Regions from separate parts of the Mus musculus genome. Here region 1 is linked to region 2. A link is a loop called in an ENCODE intact Hi-C map of the cell type or tissue named here. Cell type or tissue: left cerebral cortex. All regions are shown on one strand. Links, peaks and the distances in the headings refer to the core of each region. The heading gives the core; the rest is flanking DNA.

What was found. Peaks named below come from ENCODE experiments on the same cell type or tissue, not always from the same donor. Only the 100,000 strongest peaks of a DNase experiment are listed, where the experiment ranks them.
Region 1: a loop joins it to region 2, with 2.3 times the contacts of the local background. A loop is called at or near these places in 2 of 42 quality-filtered maps.

Annotation. Positions count from the first base shown.
Region 1 is chr10:83,126,412-83,137,744 of GRCm38, reverse strand. The region is part of intron 2 of Chst11 (carbohydrate sulfotransferase 11); the gene reads right to left. LOC115487465 (a long non-coding RNA gene) reads left to right here. Exons shown (of 3, transcript XR_003949026.1): 1 at 1-3,407. Among named protein-coding and RNA genes, the nearest start is that of Chst11, 150 kb to the right of the region's middle. In left cerebral cortex, for the core only: no CTCF peak of the experiment used is centred there; a DNase peak (open chromatin) is centred at 6,897.
Region 2 is chr10:83,175,874-83,187,206 of GRCm38, reverse strand. All of the region lies in intron 2 of Chst11 (carbohydrate sulfotransferase 11), which reads right to left. Among named protein-coding and RNA genes, the nearest start is that of Slc41a2, 160 kb to the left of the region's middle. In left cerebral cortex, for the core only: a CTCF peak has its summit at 4,405 (motif pointing right); DNase peaks (open chromatin) are centred at 4,419 and 5,178; H3K27ac peaks cover 1,165 bases.

The DNA of each region.
Region 1 (11,333 bases), core at 5,593-8,092, 52 kb after region 2:
GGGGACAGGCCACTCACATCTGCATGACTGCCTGAAGCTTTGCGCTGGTGGCCTGAGGGACTTTCTCCATCGCTTGGCCACATATTTTGCTGCAAAACCTGAAATCTTCCCTTTTCGTTTTAAGCTGTGGTCCTCCAAGACCGTAAGGGCAGGAGCTGCAGCTGAGTCTTCACAGAAAGGCCTTGCTGTCTCTCCCAGACCTGAGAAGGCTACACACACAGTAACAACTTAAATAACATGTCGTCACTGTCACCATCATAGTGGTGTAAAAAATGACTTAGAAAAAGCTGCAGCACTTCTCCCTCTGCGCAAGCATTCATTTCACCTCCTGGGACTCACTGTGCACCAGGCCACAGGGAAGTTGGTATTTACCGATCCATAGCCAGGAGGTGGTATTAAGCCCCAACTCTTGAGGCGCCTCCACAGGAAGGGAGGAAGAGTCGTCTCCTGACTCAAGAGCTGGGGAGATCAGTGAGAGATAAGACAGAGTAACAGCACATCCAGAGGAGTTGACAGTGCTGGCTAGATGCTGGGAACCCTGGGAGGCAAGGGCTTACAGTACACATTACTACATCTTTAGCATACACGCAAGGGCCAGCCTGGCACAGCTGTCCAGCAAAGTGATGGGCGGGCGAGTGGGTGGATGGGTGTGTGTGTGGGTGGGTACATGGATGGGGAGCTGAGGGGACAGATGGCTGGGTACCTGGATGAGTGGATGGATAGATAGATAGGTGGTTAGATAGATGGGTAGATGGCTAACTACATGGCTGGCTTAGTGGGTGGGTGGATAAAGAGGCCAAGTAGGTGGATAGAGTGACAGAGAGACAGGTAGGCAGGTGGATGGAAAGACAGATGGGTGGAGAGACTGAAAGACAGAGAGACAGGCAGCCAGGTGGATAAATGGATGGACAGACAGACAGGTGGACAGACTGACAGATAGGCAGGTAGGTGGATGGATAAATAGATGGATGGATGGATGGATGGATGGATGGATGGATGGATGGATATGCTGACAGACAGACAAGCAGGAAGGCAGGTGGATGAATGGAAAGACAGGTGGGTAGACTGACAGAGAGACACAGGCAGGCAGGTGAATGGCTGAATGGACATATGGGTGGAGGACTGATACAAGAGTGGGTAGATGGGCAGAAGGCAAGCTGATTGAAAGGATGAAAGCTAAGGGCAGAAAAAGAACACAGTGGCTATTAGCAATTTCTTAAAAATTATTCCTGGGCCAGTAAGGTGGCTAGGTAGGTAAAACTTTTGGTGTGCAAGCCTATGGTCCACAGTTAGATCCCAGAAGCACGAAAGAAGAGAACCAACTCCCAAAGCTTGTCTTTCAGGCCACTGGATGTGTGTTGTGGCCTGCATGAAACACCCCTCCCCCTCCCCCTTCATCCCTCTCTCCCTCCTTCCCTCTTGAATTCTTAAAAAGAAGAGTTCCTCAAATGGGCTAAGAAAGGGTGCAGGCCTTGTTAGTGAGCACTGTTGAAATGTTGTTGAGAAGAACCTGGCAGAGATGCTCACTGCAAGGAGTTTCTCCACCCTGCTGGGGCTGATCTTTTTCACCAGGATTGACCATATGGCTTCACACTCAAGCAAAGCCACAGAGTACCATGCAGAGCACTGCAGTGATGCTACCAAGTAAGATGTGGGCCCAACTCTTCAAAGTGGGTAATTGGAAAAATCCAGCCCGGAAGGGGACTCACTAAAACTGTTCATGATGACAAGTCTGCTGGGGATTGCCCATTATCTGATGTGTGTGTTTTTGATATTTTGTGTAACAGATACCTATATTTTAAATATTTGATTAGTGTGGTGCTGGGGCAGGACCGGGGACACTGTGCATCCTAGGGAAGTGCTCTGCTCTGAGCACAGCCCCCAACCCTCTCTCTGTACTCTGAAGCTCCCTGTGCACACTAGGCAAGTGCTCTATTGAGCCACATTCCGAGTCTTCAAGTATCTCTTTCCTACTAAGAAAACATTTTCTTTTTTCCTAGTTTGAGAAGATTCTGTGTCAGATTAGCAAAAGTGTAGCCATTCCCCCCACCCCTCCTGTGAGTCCTGTACGTGGGCACCTGGTAGAAAATATTTTGAAGGGAACACATCAGGACTTTTATTTCATAGGTTCATCCCCTTCACCAAGGCACCAGGACTATACACCAACCACACTGACACTTAGTATTAAAGGAGATCGAGATGGGCAGCCGGAACACAATCACTTACACGAGGCTTTGAACATTCTTATTCTACACCCTGGGAAGGATGAGATCTCAGAACCTCCCCTGACCCGGATCAAGTGGCAGATGATAGCACAAAAGAATCCGATCAGAATCACCCACAGCTAAATCACAGATCCAACGGGAATTATGAACTAGGAGCAATGTCAGAGGGGTTCTGTCCAAAGTGAGGTGAGTCTCAGTCTGTGGGTTGATGTGCAGATGCCGAGGCAGAGGGATGACCAGTTTGAAGTTGGCCTAGGCTACAGACAGAGACAGTCTTACAAACACATGCTTGGTTAATCTCTTCCCAGCCACGTATATACACAGACGACAGCTGACTCTCTCAGACAGATGCCTTCTCCTGCCCCAATCCAGCCCAGGTTGACCCCAAGTTTTGCTAGGCCCTTGCCAAGCCCTGGGGCAGCCCCTGATTGCAGAGCAAACAGTGGGCATCTGTTTCCCCGGCTGTGGAGAGGAACAGCCGTACAACTTAAATCACATTAAATAAGCCAGTGGCCCCTCGTGGGCGCCGTGGCACAATCCTGACTCCGTACAATGCCTCCGATTTTGCTACTTCAGCTAAATCATTTCTCAGTCCCTTCTTGGGAGTCTGTAAATGTCGCCATCTGGGACTGTAAACATTAAAATAAGAAGCCATAAAAAATATCAGTAAACCAATTAAAAGCTCAAGCAGCAGAAACCTCCCTTCGCATTACATCTGAAGCACAACAGCAGACCTCCCCCACCCCCTCCCCCACCCCCACCCCCACCCCCGAGCTAAGTCAGCATCCTGGATCCGCAGTTTCCAAAGATTTTTTTATTTCTTACTTCTCACAAGAACTCATGAGCACCCACCTGGAGCCCAGGCAGGCTGGAAACCGTTTCAACACTCAGCCATGGAGCAGGAAAGATGGGGAGACTCCCCTGCCTTTGACCCCAGAGAGCAAATGTCATCAATTATGTACTGTGAAATCAGAATAACTCCTTAGAAACTGGACCATCAAGGGGGAAAACTAAATTTAAACCATAGCCGGGAACTCACCAATACCCACGAAAATCAAACCTGGAAAGATACGAACTGTTGTTCACAAATCACAAAGAGGGGAATCTGCCTGTGGTGACCGGGGTTTTGTGGCATAAAAGCTCTCCCGCTGAGTTATTCAAGCCACACTATCGCCCTAGGAAGTAAGTATAATTGTGACCGTGTCCAACTTTTAAGATAAGAAATTGAGGGCGTAAAGATGTTAAAAGGATTTCGTGAGGATACATGACATGAGAGACAGTACCAACGCTGATCTTGGAACCGAGTTTATTTCTTTGCTCTGTGACCTATTGCCGGCACGATACCAAGGCCAGGGCATGAATGCACACAGAGGTACTGTTGTGTGCTGGCTGCCCATAGTGATGTGGATCCCTGACCTTAGCTAATCAGTCTGAGCTTGCATTTCTATGAAGATGCCTCCTGCTCTCCTTCCCCCCTCCCATATGGAGCTGATTCATCCTCAGTGAGGAGACACAGGATGTTTAATTAAAAGTAACATCTTCCGCTGCCAAGGTTCCATGCTCTAATCCTGAAAGAACAGGTGGTTTCTGAGAAAGCCAGAAAGTACAGATAGTCACCTCCAACAGGGACTGATCCACAGTCCCGGTGTTCCCGTTCAGCTGAGATAAGAATCAACTTGCTGCAGAGCCTGGTGCTCTCATCTCCCACATCCAGTTCAGGGAGCTCATGCTGTAGGGAACCAGGCAGGGATCTGGGGTGGAGAGACAAAGCTCTGGCCGCTGAGGAGGAGGGATCTGGCAGATAGACACATCAGCCTTCCAGCCTACAGATGAGGAAACTGAGGCTCGGGGGAAGTTGTCATGATCAGGTGGGGCTGTGTTGGGATATGGGGGACTGGGGATAATTGATACATCCAGTTCTGGCATACTGTTCCACAGGGAAGTGAACAAGGAAGCCTGGATTTGAGCAGGAGATAGTGACGTATACATTGGATGTACACTCTCTGGGCTAATTTCTCCGGAGTGCTGAGCCCTTCCAACAGTGGAAATGTCACAGACAGTCCACATGGAAGGGATTAGACCTGAGGGCCATCTCTCCCACCCCTCTTCTGAATCCTTGGGCTGGAGTTCCTCACCTGGTCTGTTTTACCAGCAGATTCTAACCTTTGGGATAGGTCAAGGTTGCAGGTGGAGCTAGACTCCACTTCTGTGAGACCTCAAGTCAAAGAGGAATGTCGGACACCCTTCAGGAGCAAGGGCGGCTTTCCTTCTGGCTTGAAGGCATGTGGGAGGGATGGAGCAGAAGGATAAAATAAGTCTCTGTCTTTACCAGGTGTGCAGGTGGAGCCAAGCCCAACAGGGCTTGAGTAGTGGAAATGTCTTCCCAGACTTCCTCTCTTACTGAGTATGGCCCTCCTTCATCAGCTCCCTAGTCCTAGAAAATGAGCTTCCATGTTCTCTGTCCAAATCTGGTGTCTCTAACACACTGGCAACAGAAGAAACTTCTGGAGCCATGTTTCCTCCGGGGCAGAAGAGCCAGGTTACCTCTACCCATTAAAAGAGTTGTTGGTAGGTTATAAAATGCACCGATTCAGTCCATGTCCTCCAGTCCACAGGGAGGGGATTGAATGCCACCAATACCCAGGGAACTAGGGGCCCAGGCTGCTGACCCTTTAAGTTCTGGGGCCAAACAGCATTTGGTCCTAGCTTGCTGCCTATTGGACCTCCTGGGTCTAGGGACAGATCAGCTGTTATCATCAAAAACTGCCTTACCAGCTGTTTTCTGGCATCTTCTACAGCAGAGGTTCTCAACCTGTGGGTAGTGACTGCACATGAGGGTCAAATGACCTTTTCACAGGAATTGCTTAAGACTACGGGAAAGATACAAGTCTTTACACTATGATTTATAACAGTAGCGAGTTATGAAGTAGCAATGAAGGTAACATGGATGGGGGACACCACAGCATGAGGAGCCATGTTAAAGGGCTGCAGCGTTAGGAAGGGTGAGAACAAGGGTGTTACAGGAATGAGGTTTCCCTTAAGACTGGGACAAGGCAGTGACCAAGAGAAGTGACTCCTCCAACCCCCGGGTTCTCATCTAGTTCATCTAGTCCCAGGGGAGCAGAATGTGACCATGCATGGGACTTTAAACTCCTGATGGCCACATTTGGAAAGAGGGCCGTTCTTTAATAACAAATCTTTCCCAATAGCTAGTCAATATAAAATGCTAATGAGACCATCCACTTTCTTTATTTGCACTCAGTCCTGACACTAGTTCCCAACGCATAGGAGCTGCTCATAGGTTACTCAGAGGAGCTGGAGGCCACCCCTTGGTGTCACAGATTGTGAGGGCAGAGGATGAGGGGACAGTATTAATGCTCCCAGGGGAAATGATGGCACACCCACAGTAACAGTGATTGGCTGCTATGATGACATCACTTTCACAGTAACACAGTGATTGGCTGCTATGATGATGTCACACCCACATAACACAGTGATTGGCTCTATGATGATGTCACTCTCATGGTGATTGGCTGCTATGATCAGCCTTTTTGACATCCTTGGCAAACAATCCTAAGACACCTAGACCCCCATTCAGGATGAAGAAAGGCACATTGTATTCTCAAAATCACACAGCTGGTCAATGATGGCCTACAGATGATATGGGGCTCAGATCCTGGGCCCTTATCTGCTGCATGCTCCCAGTTCTTGAATTCAAAGCCAGTCAGGACCCTTCCTTCCCACTCCTCTAATGTCCCCTTTTTATAGTAGAGTTCCAAGGACAAGGTGGCTGGGGTCCTCTGTGAGCTGTGAAAGGACCCATGGTGGATATTAAGTCTATTACAAACAAAGGAAGTGGTTCATAAAGTCCCCTCAGGCAGCCAGCTCAACTGGGTTCAGATCCCGGCTCCACTACTTCCCGGCTGTGTGACCTCACGCAGGTTACTTACTTCTCTGTGCCTCAGCTCCACTGTGTGACCTGCCGGAGTGAATTAGCTTAAATGCCTGGTACTTGCTTGGCACCCATAGGGAGCAGCTCTCACTACCACGGTGTAAGTGAGACCTGGATATGGGGGCTAGGGGGACTCTGAGGTGTTCACCCAGGTCCCAGGGCTGTGCTCCATTTCCTGACAAACATGGCCTGTGAGGTACAGTCTCTGAATGAGACTCTCCGGGGACAGAACTTTTCCAGAAGAGCGTATATTAAAGCTGTGCTCTTAGGATGGCCCTAATGCTGTAAGACTGGCATCCTGTAAGGAAGAGAAATGTGTATAGAGAAGGCTGAGGAGGAGGATGGTAACATGGATATGAACCAGCCAGGGAGGCAGGCCCCAAGTCCCACCTTCCCTCACGGCCCTCAGAGCGGACAGACTCTACCTGCGTCTTCAGCTTAAATTTCCAGACTCAGAAAGGGTCTGGTGTTCCAGCACTGTCTGTGGCTCTTTGTTCCACGGCCGCTGGCCGACCAACCTGGGCAGATGAACCCTTGTTCATCTCCCCTGGGAGATTCTGAGACTCTGTGGCAGAGACTCAGGCAGGGACTCACCAGTGCCCCTTCACAGGGCTCATAAAACCTGCTCCAAGGCCAGAACACACGCCACTGGACTGTCGCCATGGAAAAGTACTCGGAGAGGTGGGCTGGTCCCTGAACAGTGAGCACTCTGTTCCCCTGCTACCTTCAGAGAGCCCCTCTGTGAGCTTAAAGGGAAAGAAAGCCTGCCTTTATTCCAGGACTGCCTCTCTTGGACACCATGCTGTGGGCTGGGCCAAGGCAGACAAGCAGTCACTCATTGAGCCAGGTCTGTCCCGACACTCCGGAGCCCCTGGACCCACAGAGGCATTTGTGGCCATTGGAGACCTGGAGACCTGGGATGAAGGCGGCGGTGCTGCTCAGTGACCCGCTGCTCAAGGACCTGTTTATTCAAACACACGAGTACCTGGAAATTTAGAGGAAGAAAAACGCCTTTCAACTCAGGCAATTTTGAGACAATGACTGCTAATTTTCCTAGCTGCGCAATGCAATGTGTGTTACTTATGTGACGCTCACAGAGAGGACGTGGGAGGTAACCTGCCCGCCACAGAATCCCTGAGGTTTTTGTTTTTTGTTTTTCTTTCTTATCTGTGGTAGAAGAAACAAGGGGCTATTTCTCCCAGACTAACTCTTTGTTCCAGAAAACCGTTTACCTGAAAGGCAGGTCCTGAAGACCCCTCTCTCTTCTCCTGGTGGCTTTTCAATTTCCAGTCAATCATGCCTGTCACCCAGAAGAATCAGCTAAATAGAGCAAGCCCCATGCTGACTGACTGTCTGTTCCCCATTAACCTCAGCCTGAAATGGAAAGTTCTAGAAAGAATGGAAAGGTTCCAAATTGACGAAGTTCTGAGCAGAGTGATGAGATCTAGGGCCATTCTGCTTGGGTGGCAAATCACCCCTTCAATGAATCCTAGAGGTTCCCACCTGCCTGGTGGTAGCTCCGCAGCTGTGGTAGTCACAGGGTCAGCTGTTGAGCTGTTTCTGCACTGTGCCTATGTCCATGTAACCTCTGCTTGATTTAATAATGGCCTCCAAGTGCAATCACGCTTTAATTGTTCTGTCTTACCCCTGTTGTTGATGCCTAACCATGATTAATGAATGAATTAAGTGTCACAGGATATAAAGAGCGTGTGGCAGCTTTAGACCCAAGAGGGAGTCTCAGACACACTGCTGTGGTAAGGACAGCCGCAGATCACTGACAACTCATGTGGTCACGTGCTCCCAGAGGCGGAAGGGCTTGAAACATTTATTCTCTCTATTTCCCTCTTGAATGAGAGAAAGACCAAAGAGAATTAAAGATGCTTTGTAGACCAGGGAAAGAACTCTGCCAGATTTTGCTCTCGACAGTACAGTTTCTTTCATTTGTTTTGTTTTGGCTTGGTTATTGAGTACCAGGTCTTGCTACAAAGCCTAGCTGAAAATCAAACTCGTAATTCTCCTGCCTCAGCCTCTTGAGTTCCGCAAATACAAGCATGGACCAGGACACCCACCTGACTGTGGAAACTGTTAGGAAATTAGAAACAAACTGGAAATCGTGAATTAGTGCCCACAGCCTGGAGCCTAGAGGTGACCTAGGCGACACCGTCAGATACTCTGTGGCTTTAAGTGACGCAGGTGCTCGGTGACGCATGTTCTTCACAGATCAGAAATGATGTGCTCCATGAAGCAGCATCTGTCAGAGGGTCTTTCCCAGAAGGTGTCCTTTGACAGAACTGTATGACAAACGGTGGGACTCTGCAGTGTGTATTAGAAAGCACGGACCTGAGCTAAGATACCTCTGTACTTGAGAGACCTAAAAGAGGTCAAGAAATGGACCCTGAACAGAAAGACTGAAAGCAACATGAAACAAGGCCTTGTCTTCTCCACTGAGCCACAGTCTCCAAGACCCGGCTCCAAGACCCTGCAGCTATGGCTTAAGGTATGTGCAGCTCTTTATCCCCCTGGCTGGGGCAATATCTGAATACCTCAGGATATGGATGGCACAGCTACCAGTATCTCAGAATAATCAGCAAAAGCCTGTGTGTGTGTGTGTGTGTGTGTGTGTGAGAGAGAGAGAGAGAGAGAGAGAGAGAGAGAGCGCCCTGCACCCAAGAGATGCCTCCAGGGCCATCTGATAGAGACGGAGCTGCATAGCATTACTGGGGCCCCTTGACCAGAACTCTGGGTTGAGGCCTGGATCAGAGGAACCAATTGAGGAACCTGCATCCTACGATTAGACAAACTTGAGTCCAGCGTTGCTTCTGTTCCTCACTCAGGATAAAAACTTTGATTGGGAACAGACACCGATTTCCTAATCTTCCCAGCTGGTGCCGAGGGCACACTCTTTCCAGCAAACTATAAGTAGAGAGCCCCTGGGGATTGCCCGGGGAGTTCTGATTTCCAAGCCAGGGCACCATCCTCCGCTCCTCTGCTCCTCCTTCCGGCTGCCTGGAATTCAGGCATGGTGACTGACTGGTTAAGCAACACACACCTTAGAACCCGTGGGGAAAAGTAAAAAACAACAACAACAACAACAAAAAAAAAAAAAACCCAAAAAACCAAAGCCAGCAAAATAAGTCAGTGACTGCCATTTTAAAATGCAGCAGAAGCACATCTTTAATTCCACGCTTCCAACGAGAGCGGGGACACCTGTGAATTTACAGACACCGGGGCTGAGGGACGAAGTGCTCTCTATTGTATCACAATGAGCTTGCCGTGGCTTCATAGGAGAGCACAGCCACCCATGACATACAGGATGGAAGTGTGTGACCTGCAGCTCAGGGGCCATACGCAGCCACATGTGCCCCACGATACCCGAGAATGTGTCCAATATAAAATCGAAAACCTACCTAAAATGTTATGTGTGTGTTTAATCTTACGTTCTTGGAACTCAGTTACGCTCGTGCATTTTGTACATGATGCCAATGGTGTATCACCGTGTGTGCATCCTGATGTGCTCATTTGGTTCAAAATTATTGTATTTCCTATCTTTTTTGTTTTAACTCTACATTTCTTGTAACACTCCCTCTATACTGACTTTCTGGTATATTCTGTCTCAAGGTAGGGCAGATGGACTTTGCTAGTGAGCTCTGGCGTGGGAAGGCCTGCTGTCCTAGTAGGAGACCCTGATCTCCAGCCTCAGGGCTCAGAGATCCCTCAGAGATGGGACCTGGGGGCTCTGAAGGTCCCCAGGCACTCGCCGAGGCTGGCCTCCACCCTGACATTTCTCCCATCAATCAGGAGACAATAAAAAGAAACCGCAAAGAAACTCAGAAGTAGAGAGGCCCGCCTAAGCCCTAACACAAGGTCATACAGATCTGCAGGGACATGGAAACGTGAAGGGAACCTACAAGTCAATCACCACCAAGACACCCGACCAGCAACAGGCTCAGTGCTCTCCTGGCAGCCCAAGAGAGCCCCCTCTCATGGCCATCCCTGCTTCCTGGATATATACAAACTTATTCCCTACTTGCTGATCACCTCTCGGAATTCCAGGATAGAGCCAGACAGAAGAGACCCTCGAGCCACACTTATATGGGAGAGGAGAGAGGAGGGTGAACAGCTCCTTGGCTGGTGCCCAGGGCTGACCCCTCCAGGGCCATTTCACCCAGTCCTGATGGTGGAGACATCAGGACGCCCCTTGTGATTGCGGCCTCCACTCCAGAAGATGAGGAATCACTCCAGTTCCAAGAGAAGTTGTTAGTGCGCATGAACACGGGTGGGTGGGTGGGTGGGGTGCACGGCTGGTCTGTTATGTTTTTCTGTTTCTTCGTTTGTTTTTCCAGGGGTAGAGATGAAACCAGGGCCTCACACATGCAGGCAAACGTTCTACCTATAAACTACATTTCCCAGCTCATGCTATGGGTATTCTACCATAATTAAAATAGGAAGGGGGCTGGAAAAATGGCTTAGTGGATAAAGGCGTCTGCCCTTCAAGCATGGCAACTGGAGTTCCAGTCCTGGGACTTACACAGTGTAGAAGGAAAGATTGGTGTGTGCTTGAGCTCGGTCTCTCTCTTTGTCTCTCTCTTGTTTCACTCTGTCTCTCTGTCTCTCTCTCTCTGTCTCTCTCTCTCTCTCTCTCTCTCTCTCTCTCTCTCTCTCTCTCACACACACACACACACACACAGAGAGAGAGAGAGAGAGAGAGAGAGAGAAATTGTAAGATAAATTAAAGGAGCTGCGTCCTCAAAGCCCCGATGCTCTCGAGGCACAGAGCAGAACAGACTGACTGGAGTGGAAAAGCAAGCTGCCTTCTTTAGCTGAGGAACAGACCGCCAGCCACTGCTCTCTTACACCTTGTGGTCACCTTCCCAGCTGGGCTTGCAGATGGCGCCCTGGAGGCATGGCTGTGACACTTTCCTGCATGGCTGAGCTAGTGAACAGTAAATACATAGCTCCAGGCTGTTTTCTAGATGACAATGACAACAGCCCGTGCCTCCTCCCCTTCAGGACCTCAGGTATGCGACACCCACCATGACCCTGAGCTGCCTGCCTAGGAGTATTCCAGCTGAAGGCAAGCTCCCGTTCTAGCTTGCTGCGCTTGTGTCCAGTTGGGACTAGACACCTTTTCCTCCTTCATGTAATCCTGCCAGGCA
Region 2 (11,333 bases), core at 3,152-5,651:
GTCTCCAACTTCACATGTGTGGGTGTCACCCTGAGGGCTTGTTCCAGCACTTTCTGGCTTCCAGCCAGAGCTGGGGATGTGGCAGGGCAGAGGGTCTGCCAGGGTTCCTCTGCCAAAATTGTGCCAGATACCTCAGAAGGAGGCTCAACCCATCGTAGTGTGTTCCCGACAGTAATGGTGGCTGAAGTCCAAGATGAAGTCCCCAGGATGGCATCCCCTTGACCCCATGATGGCCTCTACTGACAGCTCTTCACATTCTCCTCTTCCCTAACAAACGCCCTTAAACCAGCGTACCATCTGAGTAGCTTTAGTGGCATCTTAAAGACCCTCTCTCCAACTCTCTCACATCCTAATGCCAAGCGCTGCTGCTGGGCTGGACCACGCTTTGAGAGCTGCAGATCTGCGCTATGTAGAAATGACAGTATTCTAACATCTTGGACCAATTCACAGCCACCCTTAATAACAGAACACAGAACAGTTCGCCATCAGACACCAAGGGACTCTACCCTCGGCCTTGCCACCAATTCCTTTCATCTCCCTGTGATGTCCACAAAGTATAGGGCAGAGAAAGGCAGAGTCTAGGATGTCCTGAACACAGCTCCTGGCTTTGGGCTGCATCCGGCATGCTGGATTTGATGTCTATTTTTAATTTGGATGTTTTGGAAGTGAACTGTAATTAGTGTAAGGACCAAGCTCAGGGGTTGTTTTAAGAAGTCTTTAAAGTTTTACTCTATTTCATCTTAAAAGGAAGAGCCGGTCCACCCTGTGAGGTCTGCATTCTCTTTGGATGTAACACCCACGCCCAAGTGTACCCACCTCATTGCCTGTGGTTGGGCAGATAATACCAGATAAAGAGGTAAATCTGGAGGCTTCCAATGACTCCCAACGGCTCTTGTTTTGTAATTCGAACATCTGAATTCCAGGCCATGGGGTACGACTCAGCTGGTGACACCCTTGCGCGTGAGTATGAGGGACGGAGTTCCTTTCCTGAAACCCACTTACAGAAAGCTGGGCATGGTGGCACATGCTTGTTTTGCCAGCACCGTGGAGGTGACACAGTCCTTCCCTGCACTTTTTTGGCACCTCTGCCACCTGTTGTCTTGGGTTTTCAGGGATGGAGGGATTTGATGTAGAAACCGCAGCCCCAGCAAACACAAGCACCATATCTACTAGCTGCATTGGAACACTACTGCACAAGTTGCCGCTGAGCCACACACTTGGAAGCAGGTATCATCGGCGTTTCTAACTTCCAGAGAGGGAAACTGAGGCACTGGGGACGATGCAGGTTGCTCAAGGTCCCAGAGATAGGAACTGGGACTGTAAGTTCAGGTGCTGGTAGACACTGACTTGTGTGACTCCTGGAGTCAGAAGCCACACCTGGGGACTCCCACCTCTGGATTAAGCCACCTGGGGACTCAATCCTGGCAGTCCAGAGGTATCATGGTGATAGGCTGGGTCCTATTTCTATCCCAGAGGTCTGCTATACCTTCTCCGGCTGTTGCCGGTGGTCCCAGGGTCCTAGTACTGCCCGGGTAGGAACCACAGCTTCAGAGGGCCTAGAGTCCTATGTATACTAGGGCTGGACCACACTGGAACCTGGGTGTGAGCCTTGTCGAGTCTCACTAAACCTGCTGGGGCTGGTGTTGTCTGTGAGTAACCAGCTGGTGTTCTCCCTGGCATCTGAGGGCTGTAACACACCTTCTTGGAGCCTCTGGTTCACCCATCCTAGGTGCACAGCTTAAAGACCCCTGGGGAAAAAGAACCAGCCAGGCTGTGAGCATCCTGCGAAAAGTACTCAGTCAGTTTATTAAGAGCAAGTTTTGAGGCTCAAGCCCTTGCCTGGCTGCTCTCTTGCAACAGCCACCATCTTGTATGCGTGTCACACACCACTGACTCGCTCTGGCCTCTCTCCCTCCTAGCATGCTAATTCCAGGGTGCAGGTGTCTTCCACTTTTTTTTCCCTCTAATACATTACTAATTCTTGGCCCATAGGAGACACTCGAAGGTTTGTCTGAATTAAAGTGAGAATGCATGAATGCATACGAGTCAGTGCGCACATGCATGTATGAATGTATGCTTACACTCAGGAGTGAATGTAATATATGCACATATGCATGTATGAATAGATGCAGGTATATGTCAATAATGTGGGGTGTATAGGGATTGTGCAGGTTCTGGGTGACTGGAGAGGCTGCTGTGTGCTCCTCTGGTGCCTACATCTGCTGCCCCAGCCCATCCTCCTACTGAGGTTTGGAGCCAGAGTCTGAAGCTGCACCAACGCATTAGCAGATAGGCTGTTCGTCTTAGGAGAAGTCGGCTCTGATGAAACAGCTTTGATCATGGGAGGACTCCTCTGGAGCTTTCTACCTGAGTCAGCCCAGGAAACAGGAGGAGGAGTCATGCCATGCTGGAGGGCAAAGATACCAGAAGAGGTTGGAAGAGCTCTGCACAGGGCTCCGTGAGTTGGGGCGCCTTTCCAGGAAGCCAGATGTAGCTGGAGGGGCCTTATTTACATCCCACAGTCTCTGGGCTCCGGGAGGTTTGGGCCTGGTGCAGAAGGCTTCAGGCTTAGGAATGGGACCATTGCCAAGCTGGCCTGGCTTCCTATGAATGGTGGCCCAGAACAGGGACAAGGGTGAGGAAGGGACAGGGTTCCGACACCAAGGAGGCTGGTCCTTCAGAAGTCTGAAATCAGAGGGGCAGGCAGGCTCTGTGCCTGTTGACTGACACACTCTGGGGATATCGGAAGTCACTTCTGACAGGAGGAAGGAAGCTGGGCCCCTTCTCTCAGCCTCGAGGCTGGCAACTCCCCCCCAGGGCTGGGCTGTCTGTGGTATTTTAGGGAGGCAGGTAGGTGTGTGTGTGGGAGAATATGGCTTGGCCCTGCAGGTTCTCTTGGCTTCTGACTGGACAATTTGGCTTTGTGGTTTCCTTCCTGCCTCTCTCCAGAGACTCAGCACGCCTTACTGAACATTTGACTGAGCATCTTGAGCCCTCAGGCCTTGGTTCCCCATTCTGTACCATGGGGACAATAGTTGTGCATTCTGGGGGTTGCTTTGATGATTGAGGGCTCAGAAAAAAAACATATGGCACCATGCCTGTGTCTTGTGAACACCACGGAAGTAGAAATTCACTTCCTGTTTAACGTCATTGTGGAGGATTGTCTGGAAAGGGGCTGGCAGTAGAACCAGGCAGCAAAGCCTTGACTGAACCTGAATGCTGACTCCCTGTGTTGTCTGGTGACTGTAACTCCTTGACTCCACCTTAGCCATCTGACTGTACGGTCAGTGTGGGTGGTCCAGGCACCTGCTCCTAGCCACGGTCCTGGGGTATTTCCATCAGATCAGCTCTGGTGTCTCTGTTACACCCGAGGAACTGCTGGTTGGGTATTCTTCTCCGGGAGTGGGCTCTGCAGGAATGCCAGACACATCTGGCATCTGCTCACGAGGCCTGACTCATGCACATCTGGTATCTCACTGACAGAAAATGACTGATAGACATTAGCTGGAATAACATCCTGGCTGGACAGTTGAAGAAAGGGGCAACATCGCGATGAGCTATCAGTACAGTCAACACACTGTAAAGCAGGCGGTGGATTTCAGGATGCTAGAACTGTAGGCTATTGTGTGTGTGTGTGTGTGTGGTGTGTGTGTGTGTGTGTGTGTGTGTGTGTGTGTGTGTGTGTACTTGTGGAGGTCGATCTTGGGTATTAGGTATCATTCCTTAGACGCTGTCCATCACTCTCCTTCAACAACAATAACAACAACTACTACAACAGTGTTTCTTATTGGCCTGAAACCTACGCTGGGATAACAGACACACATCACAATGCTCAGTGTTTGTTTGTTTGTTTGTTTTTTGCTCCCCCCTATCCGTTCTAGGGATGGAAGCCAGGACCTCAGGCCTGTGCAGCAAGCACTGTACTGGTTGATCTATCTCTGATGCCTCCTGGTCTATCAACACCCCATCTCCCTCATTAATACAAGTTACCCACGTACCATTCCTGGTGGGGAAGAGGCTAGAATTGGGCCAGCCCAGCAGATACCACCGCAAAGTATTCCTCCCTTTCCCACCTGCTAGGCACCTTCTACCCCTTCCACAAGTCACCCACAAACCCAAAAGTCCAAGAAGCCACCCCCAGCATCAGGCCTCACTGTCTCTAGCTGCCCAGCCTTCAACAGTTACAACATTGTGAATGAATACAGCCTGTGCCTTCCCTGCCTGCAGGGCTGCTGGCCCAGGTCTAAATGTCTTGTGTGTCTCAAGCACTTGGTGCTGAATCCTTGCAGGACTCAGAGAAGGAGGGTTAGCATTGTGCCAACACATTAGTGCCTCTCTCCTGCTAAGTCTTTTTCAAGAGAGATGGCCATTTGTCATCCACACGGCAGTGTAACGGGAAGGCCACAGGGAGGCGCCACTGAGACCAGTATCGCTGAATTCACTAGCTGAGGAATGTAAGCGACTGCATTGATTTTTAGGTCACAGCTGAGGATACACAGCGGTGCACAACAGCCACACAGACAACCTGGAGCCCAGAGATGAGTAAGACACCCACAAGCTGAGGACATCAGAGGTGTAAATACCGTGTAACTGGTAGATTTTTGAGCTACTGCGTATGTGGGGGTGGAGGGGGTTGTTGCTCATAACCCAGGTGGAGCATTTCTCTGCGCCCACCTAATCCCAACTCAGCCACCCATTCCTAGGACGCAGCACTGAGGAGGACTTTCCTTGTCTCTCTAACCAGCAGCCCCCTGGAGGTACAGGGATGAATCCCAGGCCAGAGCATGGGACGAGTCAGCCAAGGGGCTTACTGCTATGTATGTGGTTCTAGGCCACCTCTGTGCACCGAGGAAAATACCCCCTCTCCTTTGCCCTCCCTACTATGGTTCATTTGTTTGCAGGTGCGCGTGTGTGCCTGTGCACACAGAGAAAACCAGAGGGTAACCCCTGCTCCTTCAGGTGCCGCTTCCTCCCCCTCTTTTAAAGACAGCATCACATGGGTCAGAAGCTGCCAGTCTGTCTCAGCTTCTAATGAATCAGATCCCATTACAGATGGCTCCGAGCCACTGTGTGGTTGCTGGGAATTGAGCTCAGGACCTCTGGAAGTACAGCCTGTGCTCTTAAGTGCTGAGCCATCTCTCCAGCCCCACGTGCCCAGCTTTTTACGTGGGTTCCAGGAACTGAGCACAGGTTCTCAGGCTGCTGCTGACTGAGCCGGTCTCCCAAGCTCTCAGGGGACATTTCTGTGAAACCCGTGGAGTGTAGAGTCCGGATGGCTGCAAGTTCAGAAACTCAGCGGGAGCAGGTGGCCTACTTTCGTCACCAAGGCAGGGAATGTGGGCTAGGCTCTCCTGGGCTGGCCTGATTTGGGAACTCATTAAAATGAGCAAAAAAACCTGAAAATGGCAGGTTCTCTTTTAAAGGACAGTGCCTCTGCTTGGGCTAACAGGAGAGACAAAACGAATCTATTTCAGGATATAATATTTAACCCTAACCCAACCTCTGAGTGGTCTATGGTCCTTGTCCTTTGGCTTCTCTGCCTCACTTGGGAGAGCTAGGACAGAAGGATATTGGTAGGGGTGGGGTGGGGGGTTCAGGGTAGAAGATGAGAGAAGCTTAGGCACTTTTGTTCACACCAGACTCTACAGGGGCCAACTGTCTAGTGGGGTGTCTCCCCTGGGTCTAGTTTCCTACATAGGAAGTCAGTACGCTGGACAGCTAAGTAGCCAGTCCCTGAGAGCGGGCCAGATGAGTGGCCTTCAGGAAGAGAGTGATCCTTTGGGCAGTGGCAGGCTGATGAAAATGAGGGGATTAGGAGAGAGGCTGGGCCAGACTCCCTCCTTGGGCCTCTGTGTGCTCATTTGTAAAATGGGCCCCAAAGCACCATGGCTCTATGACGGCTGTTGAGTCAGGCACCAGCAGGGAGTTGTGCGCGCCCACATGTGAGTGCGCCCAAGTGCTGGGCCACATGGCAGGGAAGAGGTGAGGTGCACAGAGGTGTCTTGAGCGCTTGGGTGACATCAGCCCACCCTGACCTCTGAGGAGGAAGCATGAAGAGCCGGTTCAGCTTAGGAGGAAATCTATTGATTTTCCCCAAATAGGGATGTTCGGTAAAGCCTTTGGGGAGATTAGAAACTGGCTGCCCAAAAGGTAGTGGGGGGAAGTTGGGGGACATAGGGCAGCCAGGGCAAGACCTTGGCTGATTCAATGTGTGGTATGCCCGCAGGCTGTGTGTGTGTTTCCAGGGCCCCAGGAATAGATTGGGAATAGATCGACACATCGAAGCTGGACCAGTCTGGGGTGGGGAGGCCCTTGGGAAGGAAGCTTTTAGTCGTAATTACAATTGCACTGGTCACAAAGGGAGGGGTGCTGGGAACTTTTTGTTTTTGTTTTTTGTTTTTTTTTCACTCTGAGTGCCATTTTCTGTGTCAAAGCAATGAACAGAGAGGCTCTGAAAAGCAAGTTGGGCTAGGGCCTGGGGACCGGTCCTATGGGGACGGCTGATGGTCACAAATGAAAGCATCTGCTTCCATGTAACTGTTGCTCTAGCTGTGGAGAATAAAGGCACCTGGTAACAGCGGGGACAGCCCTGCGGCCGGACTTCTATGCAGACTCACCCAATTGGGTTAGTCTCGGTCTCTTGGTCTCTTGGTCTCCACCACCCCACCCCACCCCGCCCATGCGAGTGCAAAGTCAACCTTGGGTATTTTTCCTAAAGCACTATCCGCTATGGATTTTATTTTGTAAGATAAGTTCTCTCAGTAGCTCAGACCTCACTAATTACGCTATGCTGGCTAACTAGTGACCCCAGGGACCTGCCTTGTCTCTTCTTCCCGGGTGTTGGGACTATAAAGTATGTATCACTATGCATGCCTGACTTTTTACCTGGGTTCTGAATATACAAACTCAGGCCTCATGCTTTCATGGCAAGCACTGTGTATGTCCCCAGATATGTTCTCTTATGGAAAGAATTAAAACAACAACCCCCCAAAACTATAGTCTGTCAAGAAAAGGCAGGGATACTTCCACTCTGCCCATTGGGTTGCCCCGAGGAAGGCACTGGGGAGACAGCCAGTGAGAGGTCTGGAGAGAAACAGGAGGGTGGAGGCTATTCTAGGTCACATGATTATTTATGACCATGTCTGATTCCAAGGTGGCTGGGAAAAAGGGGGGCTGACTACATACTTACCTGTGGAGATCTGTGCTCAGGAATCCAACCAACCAAGGACCAGCCATTTCCCATCTTGAGGTGAGATTGGCAGTTTACAGACCAGTAAACTGAAGGTCAGAGTCTTAACATGACTGTTAGAGCCCAAGTCTCACAGCATAAAAAATACAAAGCCCAAATTTATCCCTACTATCCTGTGCTGGGTACTAGTCTTCAGCTTGAAACAGGCTACAGACTTTGACTTCTATCTGATCCATCCATGAGAACAGGCTAGCTGAGTGAAACTCCTGGGCACAAGGAAGCCCCAGGAACAAAAGTTAGCATTGTAGAACTTTCCCTCTGAATTGAAACATTCCCTCCAGGAGCAAGGTCAGCAAAGAAAACTTGGAGGATTTAGGAAGTAAAGGAAACTCACAAGTCTCAGGAAGTCCCTAAAACAGAGAAGACTTGCAAGGCCCCTTGTTCTGTGAGGCATAACAATTGCTGGGGAGAGGGGACTCTCTGAGGCTGCCTGAAAGTTGTGCATAGAGCTCTTGTGAGTTGTCATTTATGCAGTGGTGGGCTTTTTGGTGATGTGGCTGCCTCTGAGTTATCCACATTCCTGTACAGAACCTCTCATCCATACTTACATAACTAACTCCAATGACCTCATCCATTCACTCAGCTAGTTTGGGCAGAGTTGTTTCTTTGGTCTGTCATTAATATGCTAACTGGGGTCCACACCTGTGCAGGAAAAGTCACACAGCACAATTTAACTAAACCTCACAGGAGACACCAAATTCATAACTTTTCCTGAAGTCAGTGCACAGAACCTGCTCAGTGGGATGCATCCTAATGTTAGAGGGATATCCAGGTTTTCCCTCTAAGCTGTTTGCAGCCCCGCTGAGCATGATTTTGCCTTCTAGTCTTCCAAAGACATAGTTTACCCATCAAGACACACAATGAGGACCTTTAGGCAGCTTAGGGTGTGTTTCCTTCTAGCTGCTGCAGGCCAGAGCTTCAGGATGGTGAGCATACAGCTCCTAGCACAACTATGGGTTTGCAGGGCTAGGCCCTGTCTTTCACAGATACCTGGGTGGGGTTAGGACTGAACTCCCTTTTGGCCCTCACAGGCTCTCCAGATGCACTCAGCAAGAGACCCGTGCATCTCTCAAGAACTTGGCTATAGCCCAGTAATCCTGGGACACTCTCCAAAGTGGGCCAGAACCCAGAAGGGCAAGGCATTGTCTCTGGTCTTTGGACTCTTTTAACCAGAAACATCTGGAAATCCATGTGTGATGGCTATCCTTGCTTGTCAACTTTACTCTATCTGGAGTTAACTAAAACCCAAGGGGATGATAACCTGCAACACAGTTTTGTTTTGTTTTTTTCCCATTCAATCGTTGAGGTGGAAAGACATGTCTTTAATCCAGATCTTCTGAGGTGGGAAGGTCCATCCTTCATCTGGGCTATTCCTTCTGCTGTCAGCCATATAAAGGACATGGAAGAAGGACATGCTCTCTTTGCCTGCTTGCCCTCCCTCTTGCTGGCAAGTGATTCTTTCTCTGGCATTAGAGCCTGCTTCTTCGGGATTCCAGTGTACACTGAAAACTGATTGAGACATCAAGCCTTGCGGACTGAACAACTACCGGGTTCTTGGCCCTTCTAATGGTAAACTGCCATTGTTGAACTACTTGGACCACAGCCTGCAAGCCACTCTAATAAATCCCTCTATGTATACAAAGACTCATTCTCTGAGTTCTGCTCTTATAGAAAACCCTGACTAATATACCACAGGACTAAACTGGATGCCTCAGGGTACGTCTGCAGCTCAGAGGCAAGGCCTTGGCTTGTGAGTCACAGGCTTGTTTTCCAGCTTCTTTCCCTGACAGTATCTTCCGTCCCTCCATCTCTCACTTCCTCTCCTGACTGAACATCCCACACTGGTGTCATCTTCATGGCCACCGAACCTCCTTCTCTACGGAATGTGCTTTCTCCATACCTTGTAGGGTACAAGGACGGCCATTTTGGGGGGAGCATTAGCAAGGTAGGATTCACAAGTCAGGGATCAAGAGTACACTCCTATCTTCCTCTTAGTTACTCAGCTGAGAACATTCTACAGGAACCCCAAACTCCAACCCAATAAAGGTGTCTCTCTGGCACATCTCTGCACCGTCATAAGGATAACACTGCTGTCTATACAGGTGATTCTGCTAGAACCAGGGTGTGGCCTCTGTGACTCTCTCCTCATCTTGACAACCCCAGGGTAGACACGTCACCTCTAGATCTGGCTGCTGCTGACAGACCCTACTGTTACTCTGAACACAGTGTGGATGCCCGCCCTCCTTCCTTCAAGTCGTCCATGGGATGCTCAGCCGCCCGGGCCTGGTGACAGCTCTGGCATGTCCTCACTCTGCCTACCCCTTGCAGCTCTGTCTCAGGACCTCATGGCTGACAGGATGCGCTTTCTCACATCTAAGGGACTCACAGAGGGTAGAGTCCTGTGCCTCAGAATGTCCCTCCTGAATGTCACTCTCTTACTGATTCCTGTTTCCTGACTTCATCTAGTCTCACACTTCCTCTAAAATGGTGCCTCTGATGGCTCAGGCCAGATGCTAACTGCCTCTGCCAGGGATCTAGGCTGTCTCTCTTTCTGTCATCATTAACACCAACAAGAGCTGGTATATGTGATGTGCTGTGTGGGTGTAAGTGCTGGTACCTCTAGTGGGGCTTCTGGCCACAGCTCCTGCTTAAGCACAAAGTGAAGGTTAAGAGGACGGCAAACTGGAGTTCAAAGCCCGGTGCCTCTCAGTGGAGAGTATCAGGAGAGAGTTGTTAACAATCAACAGCAGAGGGCCGGGCTCAAGCCCCAGTTACATGAAGCCAAAAATGTCTTGCCACTGAGCCTCGTGATCAATTAGGAGGCCTGGAAGGAAGAAGCCAGTAAGAACCTGGAGGTTAACACATCAACTGATGCTGTAAGTTGCTTGGACAGAGCCCAGGCTCTGCAACTGCACAGATTACAAACCCAGCTGAGCTCAGCTTTTGTTACAGACACCAAAGAATGCTGGGACTAAAACTTCAGGGGCCCAGGAAGCAACAGGTATGTTACTGTATAGCACTGGGCACAGCAGACCTTCCCATCTGTCTCCCCATCCTGGACCCCTTGGATGGTGAGTTGGAGAGGGGGCAGGAGATGGGGAGCAACTCAGAGTTAGGAAAGCAGAGATGGGCTTATCTCTAGAGTGACCAAAGATAAATGTTCACACACACACACACACACACACACACACACACAGAGAGAGAGAGAGAGAGAGGCAGAGAGACAGAGAGACAGAGAGAGAGAGAGACAGAGAGAGACAGACAGAAGAGGTAAAGAGGGAGGAGAGACAGTCTTGGCACACCTGGACCACATCAGCAGAGCCCATGCCCCCTGGGAGGTCTGATCGCAAAGAGACCGACATAATCCACTACCCCTCCTACCCCCGGCATGAAGCACCATTAGAAGATGCCTTCTGGTGACCCCATTATAGTCTTCCCCCTAGAGAGACTGAGCTGAGCCGCAGCCCCAGTCCTTTTGGCCCAGCAAGAAAGGAAGATGATGAAGCTGACCAACCACCATCACTGCTGATTCCAAGAAACTTCTAGTGAGGGAGTATGTCTCAGAAGTGTCCCCGAAGATGAGGACAGAGCCAGGCACTCAAAAGATATCCAGTGAACAAGTGTGCAAGGAATCACCACACAGGTGCACAGTCTACAGAAGGGAAGGAAAAGATACCAAACAGGCCACACCAAGTCCCCTTGGCTCTGGGACTTCCACAAGCTCATCTTGGGTGTATAAACAAGAATCTGCCAGGCAGTGGTGGCGCATGCCTTTAATCCCAGCACTTGGGAGGCAGAGGCAGGCGGATTTCTGAGTTCGAGGCCAGCCTGGTCTACAAAGTGAGTTCCAGGACAGCCAGGGCTACACAGAGAAACCCTGTCTCATAAAACAAAACAAAACAAAACAACCCAAGAATCTGAGACTGGAGGGGCCAAGGCCATGGGACACAGCGAGTGAGAAGCAAGGGTCCCTGTCTTCATGGCTATTTAGAGCCAGCCCTAGAGTCTGACAATAGAGAACGGGCCATAAAGCTCATACAGTAAGATGAATCCAGGGGGCTGTGAGGTCAACTGGCGCTCTGCC